Regions from separate parts of the Homo sapiens genome. Here region 1 is linked to region 2. A link is a loop called in an ENCODE intact Hi-C map of the cell type or tissue named here. Cell type or tissue: endothelial cell of umbilical vein. All regions are shown on one strand. Each heading gives the region's core, and the rest is flanking DNA. Links, peaks and the distances in the headings are about the cores only. Region 1 overlaps FGD4 (FYVE, RhoGEF and PH domain containing 4). Region 2 overlaps FGD4 (FYVE, RhoGEF and PH domain containing 4).

Region 1 (4,396 bases), core at 330-4,329, 53 kb before region 2:
ATAAAGCAAGATTTTAGCTTTCCATTTCTCTCACACTCAACTAAACTGGGTCTTTCTACACGCTGTGACCTCTAAGCACCTGATCTTTCCCAATTCTCCTGGTTCAACTCAACGTTCTGTTAAACCCCATCCTTTGTTCTCTTGGCACTGCTGACTTGCTGATCCTGGCTAATTCCCACTCCAAGTTTGCTTTTTCTCTTTCTTGAATTCCAGGCCACTCAGCAATGCTGGGAAGACTTCTGATTGGCTCTATAGTCTTTGCCCGATGCTCTCAGAATCATGGTCACTGTTGCCACAACAGCACCTTCTCCAAGCTCCAAGTCTTGCACCTGGAGGACTTCTTGCTGGTCTTGGCAGAGGACTGCCCAAATCGACACTTCAATCACCAAGCCTGCAAGCTACCTCCGTGCTGTGGTCCCTCAGTCCGTCCTAGATTCTCCATGACTTCTCCGTTTCTGCTAACAACAGTGAATTCACACTAATAGCCATGATGTAAACCTTAGCTTTATCAGTGAGGCCTTTTCCCTTTACTTCAGGATATCTTGAGTAATGGTCATTTGTTGTCTTAACTCTCCATCTCAACTGTAAGTTTCTTCTTTGTATTTACTGCGGTGCCTTGCCCATAGCCTATGTGCAATATACATTTGCTCAACTTTGTTCAATTACTCAAGTTCACCAAGTTATATACTAGTATACAGCTAGTTAGCTATCAAGGCCTACTAAAGGCTAGGTCTCCAAGTTAACTCCTAGTTCCATATTCTAAATGCTGACCATGCTTTTTTCCTTAAAGCTTTCCAATATGCCTGCACCCCTACCCCATTCCCCTCCATCCCTGTGGTTCCAAAACACTGTTCTCTCTTCTTTCTCCTCTTGGACAATTTATTAAACATCCTTTTCTATTGTTTGTGCTTCATGGCTCAACTCTTGGCCCATTTCCTGTTCCTACACATTCTGCTTTGGCAATGTTAATCACACCCTCATGCACCATCCTCTTAACATTCTTACCCTCTTTCCTGGGCTCTGGATCCACAGTTCCACTTGCTTAATTAATATCTCCAAATGGATGTTTTGCAGGAACCATAAACTTAGTATAAGAGTACAAAACTAACCTAATTAGCAACTCTACTTCCTTCTCTCAAACCCACACCATTACTTTCCTTCCTGTCATCTCAATGATTTCAACATGTCAGGAAGCCATGGCCTGGAGAGTTTGTTAAAGTGATGTGTCTGGCCAGGCACAGTGGCTCACACCTGTCAGCACTTTGGGAGGCTGAGGCGGGTGGATCACTTGAGCTCAGGAGTTCAAGACCAGCCTGGGCAACATGGTGAAAACCTATCTCTACAAAAAATACAAAAATTAGCCAGGCGTGATGGTGCATGCCTGTAGTCCCAGGTACTCAGGAGGCTGAGGCAGGAGAATTGCTTGAACCTAGGACGTGGAGGTTGTAGTGAGCCGAGATAGCGTCACCGCACTCCAGCCTGGCAGCCTGGGCAACAGACCGAGACCCTGTCTCAAAATAAATAAATAAATAAATAAATACAGAATAAAAAATAAGCAATAGCCATTAAAATTTTTTAATTACAAAAAAAGTGATGTGTCAGTGGTCACCTAGCTAGTAAGTGACGGGGCTGGGATTTGAACTCAGGTATTTTCATTCCAAAGCCTTCATGCCTAAACCAATAAATCGTAATGCTTCCAGAATTTTTTTTTTTTTTTTTTTTTTTTTGAGAGAGTCTCACCCTGTCATCCAGGCTGGAGTGCAATGGTGCGACCTAGGCTCACTGCAACCTCCACATCCAGAATTCAAGCAATTCGCCTGCCTCAGCCTGCTAGTAGCTGGGACTACAGGTGCTTGCTACTGCGCCCAGCTAATTTTTGTATTTTTAGTAGAGATGGGGTTTCACCATACTGGCCAGGCTGGTCTCGAACTCCTGACCTCAGGTGATCCCCCTACCTTGGCCTCCCAAAGTGCTGGGATTACAGGGGTGAGCCACTGCACCCAGCCCAGAATATTCTATTTTTGTAAGACATCTACACCTGGACTTCCAAGAAGCCCCTCAATTCAGTATTGCAAAATGTAATTTATTTTTTGCCCACAAAATAGGTTCTGCCTTCCATTCTCTTGTAGTTCATGTGCCATCTGCCAATTCATCCAGCCTAGGAGTTGAACCTGACTTAACCCCCACATCTAGCCACAAGGTCCTCAGAATCTTCCTTGTCTCTCACCCTCTGCTTCATCCAGGCCCCCTTCATCTCACACCTGGACTAGTACAGTTGCTTCCTAACCACGTGCCCTGCTCCATCTGTTTTCCCTTTCATCTGACTCATTTTTCAAAAACCCACACATGTGTCATCATGTCACTTCCATGCTTTAATTGTTTCTGAGGCCAGATAATATTAGGCTTATGGAAAGTTTGAATTCATATGGGGGAAATACCTATGTATAACCCAACAAAACAGGATACAGAGTGACCATACATTATGCGATCAAGTATGTTTTTTCAAACAGCTCAGAAAAACAAGCTAGAATATCAAATATCTAAGCAATTCTCACTGGTAGAATTATGGGTGTGGTTTTTGTGTGTATTTTCTGTGCTTTGCCAATTTTCTTCTTTTTCAATGAAAATTGTAAACTTTTAGCAACTTAAAAGGTTTTAAAAACCTTTTAAGATTTTTAAACTTTTTAAACTTCCAAACTTTTAAAAGTCTCTAATGTTTTCAGGAAAAAAATATGTATATTCTTAACAGGCATTCAAAAGCCCATTGCAGTCTGTTCTTAGCTTACTCTTCTAAATCTAGCCTTGTACCTCTGTATTAATTTCTCTAGCCATTCTGACCTCTGATTATGCAGTCAGAAATATTCCTCCAAATGCAGCATCTACAATCTTGCCTCTACTCATTGCTCACACTTTCACTCACCCCCATCCCAGCGTATCTTTGATCTCACCCAGCAATCTCCCATCCTTGCTTCAAGGCTACTTCAACTGCTTCTCAGCAGCCTGGCCCTCAACTAGTACTCCTGGGGCACAACTGCTCCTTCATCTGCATTTCCCTTTTTTTTTTTTTTTTTTTTTTTTTTGAGACAAGGTCTCAGCTCTGTGGCCCAGGTGAGAGTGAAGTAGCAGGATCATAGCTCACTGCTGCCTCGACCTTCTGGGTTCAAGCAATCCTCCCACCTAAGCCTCCCGAGTAGCTGGGACTACAGGCAAGTGCCACCGCACCCAGCGAACTTTTAAATTTTTTGTAGAGATGGGGTTTTGCCCGTTGCCCAGGTTGGTCTCAAACTCCTGGACTCGAGAGATCCTCTGCCGTAGCCTCCCAAAGTGCTGGGATAGCAAGTGTGAGCCACTGCACCTGGCCCAGTCATCTGTATTTCCAAAGCACTTACTGTATCATATTATGTCAATTTGTGTATGTCTCTCACCCCTCAGCAGACTGAGGCTTTGTTGATAGGGCTTGTCTAGTCCATTTCTATGTTGCTGGTGCCCAGGAGAGTGAGACTGGCACACTGAATTTTTTAATTGAACAGTTCAATTTTTTTCACATTTTTCTTTCTTATATTATGAACCTAGTAAACTGAGTAGCCACAAAAAAGAATTTTCTGAGTTCACCGTTCAGTTCTAAGTGAATAAAGAAAAGTTGCCTTTAAGATATACATATATATATATATATATATATATATATATATATAAAATTTTTGAGACAGGGTCTCACTCTGTCACCTAGCCTGGAGCGCTGTGGTGGGATCTCAGCTCACTGCAACCTCTGCCTCCCAGGCTCAAGCGATCTTCCCACCTCAGCCTCCTGAGTAGCTGGTGGTGCATGACACCACACCAGCTAATTTTTTGTATTTTTAGTAGAGATGGGGTTTTGCCACGTTGCTCAGGTTGGTCTCCAACTCCTGGACTCAAGCAATCCACCCACCTCGGCCTTCCAAAGTGCTGGGATTACACAGGTGTGAGCCACCGCACCCGGCTGCTCTCCTTTCTTTCATTCCCTATCCCTTCATTTTCCCACTCCTATGGGCATTTGGGAAATGCCCATCAAATCTAACACAGCTTAAATGAAACACATTTAAGACTATTCTGAAGTAAGTATCTATTTCCACTTCCAGGAAGATTAAAGTTTTTCAGTTGTCTGCATATTGAAATTAAAAATATTCCATTATATCTTAGAAGTTCAACACATTGGACAGCTTAAGCAGCAGCTGATAATCTGGTGTGCTATGCTAACAAGGGAATATACCTATATCACAGCATAACAGAATTAATATATAATCACTGAAATGGGCCTTAAGATTTTTCTTTTTTTTTGGGAGGGGGGGGTTACAACATGAAGATAGGGCCTTAAGATTATATACAGTTTAGATGCTTTCACTAAACACACAAAGAATTA
Region 2 (4,396 bases), core at 114-4,113:
TGTCCATTAAAGCAGAAAACAAGAGCCAACAAGTTCTCTATGTTTATCAACATTCACCTCTCAAGCTTCATCTTCCTGTTCTAGAAATATTTTCCTCTCTAATTAAGAGCTGCCTTCCAGGAGGGAATACTGTCTCTCCAATCATCTCTAACTGTTTGAAGATAAATGAGAATGGACAGAAGCTATTTCAGGAAAAAGAGAACCTAAAACTTCACTGCTTGGGGTGAGAAAACACTTCCCTTTTGCTGCATTTCTTTTTTTTTTTTTAATTTCATATTTAGAGTATGATGGTAAATTTTGGAGAGATCACAAGACCTCCAAACTTTATGCAAGAGTGGTGGAACGCCTGCAAAAGAATTCAGGCTTCTGCCTGAGTGATGGAGGGAGCAGGGGCAGGCATGGACTGGGCTGCTTAACCCTCCCGCAGCTACTAGAACCTGGGAACGGAGCCAGCTGTGCAGCTGCAGGAGTGGCGCCTCAGCTCTCCTGAGGCAGTGCTGTCACCAACCCCAACCTTGGGCTTCCACACTCAGCGTATGCCCCTGACACTTAAGGAAGGAAAGAGCCACACCACCATCAGAAAGAATACTGGTAACTGTGAAGGCTGCCGGTTCTAAGTTGTAGTTTATCTTGTTCAGCAGTGTGGACATTTTTCAGTGAGGCTTATATCCAGTCAAAAACGAATGGGAAAATAAACAAAATGAACCCATTTCAGTGATTAAAAATATTTTTAGCAGACATTTCCCGTCACATGATTACATTTCTATCACACAGTTGAATTACATTTCTATTTCAAAGACTCAATTTCTCATTAATATGCTCTCTACAACACTCAAAGAGACCACAGTGGCTTAATACTACTACCACTAACAATTTTTAAAAAACAAACTCATGCCTATCTCTACAATGTTGTCTTTTACAGAAAAACAAATAATACTTACTCCCCTGAACTTCACCAAAACAAGACTGGGATGGTGGGAATTTTTGTTTGTTTTAACAGAACAATGCTCCGTGCAGTAGCACTAGAAAAATGATTAGTGGTAAATATTTCTTAACATTTGTTCACACCAGAAATGGGAGGAAAAAGAGAAAACTGTTCCTTTCTTTCTCTATATTTCTCCCCTCAATGACCAAATTTCCAAACTTTACTTATGATAATAAAAATAAGCCAGAGAAACTTAACTATCAAACTCATTTGTATCTGGTTAGCCCAGAAGAAGCCTCCTGGAGAGCCAAAACCCATCAATAGCACATATTTTAATCTTGAACTTGAAAACCAATGTGAGCTTTATTAACTTTAAAAGAAAACCAAACTCTGCCACTTTTACATCCCTCGGCATGCAGTGTTATAAAGTGACCCACGCTGGGGAAGAAAAAAATATATCTACTAGAAAATGAAACCACTTACCTTGATCAGTGGACATGATTTCACATATACTGATAATTAATCTACTCTGGTTTAATAAAAAGATATTTGGCTTTACTCTTTTAAAGTTCATGTGATAAAATCTCACTCCTGGCTGTAAAGCTTCAGGGAGGCTGAAGATTACACAGGATCTGCCAGGAGCTCAGACCAATGCACTATGACTTCAGTGCATTCTTCGAACTTACTGCCCAAGGACGACCTTATGCAAAACATGCCACACCTCCCCAGAGGACGGACTGCTGCAGTACATTGCATGAGAGGGAGTGTATGAGCACAGAGAGACTTCTATTTATCAAAGTAAAGTAAACAACTGAGGCACATGGAACCTTTAAAAGCATTCAAAGTACAGCTGGGAATAGGGCGATTTCTAAATGGACTAATGCCTTAACTATTAGTAATGCTCTAAAAAAGCTAATGGGAAAACAGTTTGTTTCTATTTTAACAGGGCTCCTGCCCTGGACCAAAGATGTTGGTTACAGATTCATGATTCACAAGCTTAAGATGTTAAAATCTCATTTTGAATGACCTCAAATATCCCATTTATGTTTTCCTTTCCAGCATAGCTCATTGATTTCAGTGACTAAATAATACAGAATTAATAAATACTACATACAAATTTCCTAAGGAAAACAAGTCGTATATGTTATTTCAAAACATAGTTTAACTGGTAAAATATTTATTACTCATTTTTATCTGTCTTTATAAGTACATTAGTAATTTCTCATGGCCTTGAAAAATCAGAAAATGTCAGATTAAAGCCAGGCGCGGCGGCTAACGCCTGTAATCTCAGCACTTTGGCACGCCGAGGTGGGTGGATCACCTGAGGTCAGGAGTTCGAAACCAGCCTGGCCAACATGGTGAAATCCATCTCTACTAAAAATACAACAATTAGCCGGGTGTGGTGGCATGCACCTGTAATCCCAGCTACTCAGGAGGCTGAGGCAGGAGAATCGCTTGAACCCAGGAGGCAGAGGTTGCAGTGAGCTGAGATTGCGCCGCTGCACTCCAGCCTCGGTGACAGAGTGAGACTCCATCTCAAAAACAAACAAACAAACAAAAGAAAATGTCAGATTAAAATATTTATAAAATCATAATGAGTTAACAGGTTACAGACATTCTCCCTCACTGGGGAAAATAACCTCTCCAACCCCCTCCTCTTTGTGTCCAGACACAGTAGTTCCCTCTCTCTAGTGTGCACTTGAATCACCTACTGGGTTATCAAGACATACATCACTGAGTGCCCTATCAAAGTCAGATTCAGTGCATGGTGGGGCCACATAATTTGCATTTCTAACAAGCTCCCAGGTGACAGTGACACTGCTGACCTGGGCCTTCACTCCAGGAATCACACTTTGAGAACCACTGGGGCAGTGAATTGCTGGGTTAGGGAGGATTAAAGGACTTGCTAAATTGCACACCTGCTAGGAGCTGATGGATGTCAGGCAGGAGCCAATACAGTGCTGAGGATGAGGTGTGAGGGGTTTGTTCTCCCACTTCAACACAAGCTCCCCATCAGGACACAAAGGTTGTCAATCATTCTAATGAAAGTGGTACTTTTTTAATAACAGAAATGTGTATATAAGGCATAAATAAATAAGCTTTACAATTAATCTGATACAGAATAGGGTAATAGTACATGGAGAAAAAAGTCAAAGAGAAGAAACCTGAATTGTTTTTAACTCCTTTGCAAACTCCACCCATATGTGTTAAAATTTCACTGTGGCAGAGAATCTGTTTAGGTTTGGTTCCAAGACCACTTAGCCTTAGCAAATTTCAGTAATGTAAAAACCAGAATACTTCCCTGTCACAAAAATGCCCCAACGTCTGTCTGTACTTCCTGAGCTTTGATAGCAATGTTTAAATTGTAATCTCAGGTTTGGTATTAAAACAAACACTTTAAAAAAAAAAAAAGCTAACATGTGCTCTCTGCCCATTGCTATGTTAAGCATTTTCCATGTAGAATTTCATAAAGTCCTTATTGCAGGGTAATAATTTATCACCATCTTACAGAAGAATATCACTCTGTAAGGTAGTGTTAATTTATCACCATTTTGCAGAAGAGAAAACTAAGTTTAGGAGGTCAAAAATCTTGATCACTCATGCTAGTACAGTGATAACCATTAAGATATTAAATTCACTGTTGTACAACAAATTAAGATATAATGGTATAGCAGTCACCCTTTACCTGTGATCAACTTCAGTCTGAAAATATTACATATAATATTTTGAGAGAGATACCACATTCACATAATCTTTATTACAGTATATTGTTATAATTGTTCTATTTTATTGCTATTGCTGTTAATCTCTTACTGTGACTAATTTATAAATTAAACTTTATCATAGCTATGGATGTAAAGGAGAAAACATAGTATATATACTGTTCAGTACTATATGCAGTTTCAGGCATCCACTAGGGTCTTGAAATACATCCCCTGTGGATAAAGGGACACTACTGTATTCACTTTTAATCTTTATAGATGAAAGCCAAAAATCAAAACATGGTTTGCAGGAGAAAGTGATAACTAAAATAAAATATAACAATTATGATTGACTCTCAATTGCCCACAAGTGGACAATCTGTAATAATCTGCAGCATCTACCACAAACTTAACACTAAATTCTAGGCTACCCAATAGGAGCAATAGCAGTTTCTCATCAGGTGGGAATGCACTTATCCTATGAGCCAGCAATCCTAACTCTTAGGTACTTAACCTAAGTAAAAGGAGGATTTACATTGACAAAAAATGTTTACAGAGCCTTTATTCATAATCATCCAAAACTAGAAATACCCACTTGTTCTTCAAGTAGTGAATGGGAAACAAACTGTGGTACATCCACACAATGGCATACCACACAGCAATAACAAGGGATGAACAAAGATACCTGCATGTGCATTAGAAAGAAGCCAACGTAAAGGGCTACACATATGTGATAAAATGAGACACTCTGGAAAAGACAAACTTACAG

The links. Peaks named below come from ENCODE experiments on the same cell type or tissue, not always from the same donor. Only the 100,000 strongest peaks of a DNase experiment are listed, where the experiment ranks them.
Region 1: a loop joins it to region 2, with 2.8 times the contacts of the local background. A loop is called at or near these places in 4 of 110 quality-filtered maps.

What each region holds. Positions count from the first base shown.
Region 1 is chr12:32,584,519-32,588,914 of GRCh38, reverse strand. All of the region lies in intron 4 of FGD4 (FYVE, RhoGEF and PH domain containing 4), which reads right to left. Among named protein-coding and RNA genes, the nearest start is that of DNM1L, 93 kb to the left of the region's middle. In endothelial cell of umbilical vein, for the core only: no CTCF peak of the experiment used is centred there; a DNase peak (open chromatin) is centred at 2,374; H3K27ac peaks cover 1,507 bases.
Region 2 is chr12:32,531,511-32,535,906 of GRCh38, reverse strand. All of the region lies in intron 1 of FGD4 (FYVE, RhoGEF and PH domain containing 4), which reads right to left. Among named protein-coding and RNA genes, the nearest start is that of FGD4, 130 kb to the right of the region's middle. In endothelial cell of umbilical vein, for the core only: no CTCF peak of the experiment used is centred there; DNase peaks (open chromatin) are centred at 476 and 1,706; H3K4me3 peaks cover 1,589 bases; H3K27ac peaks cover 2,859 bases.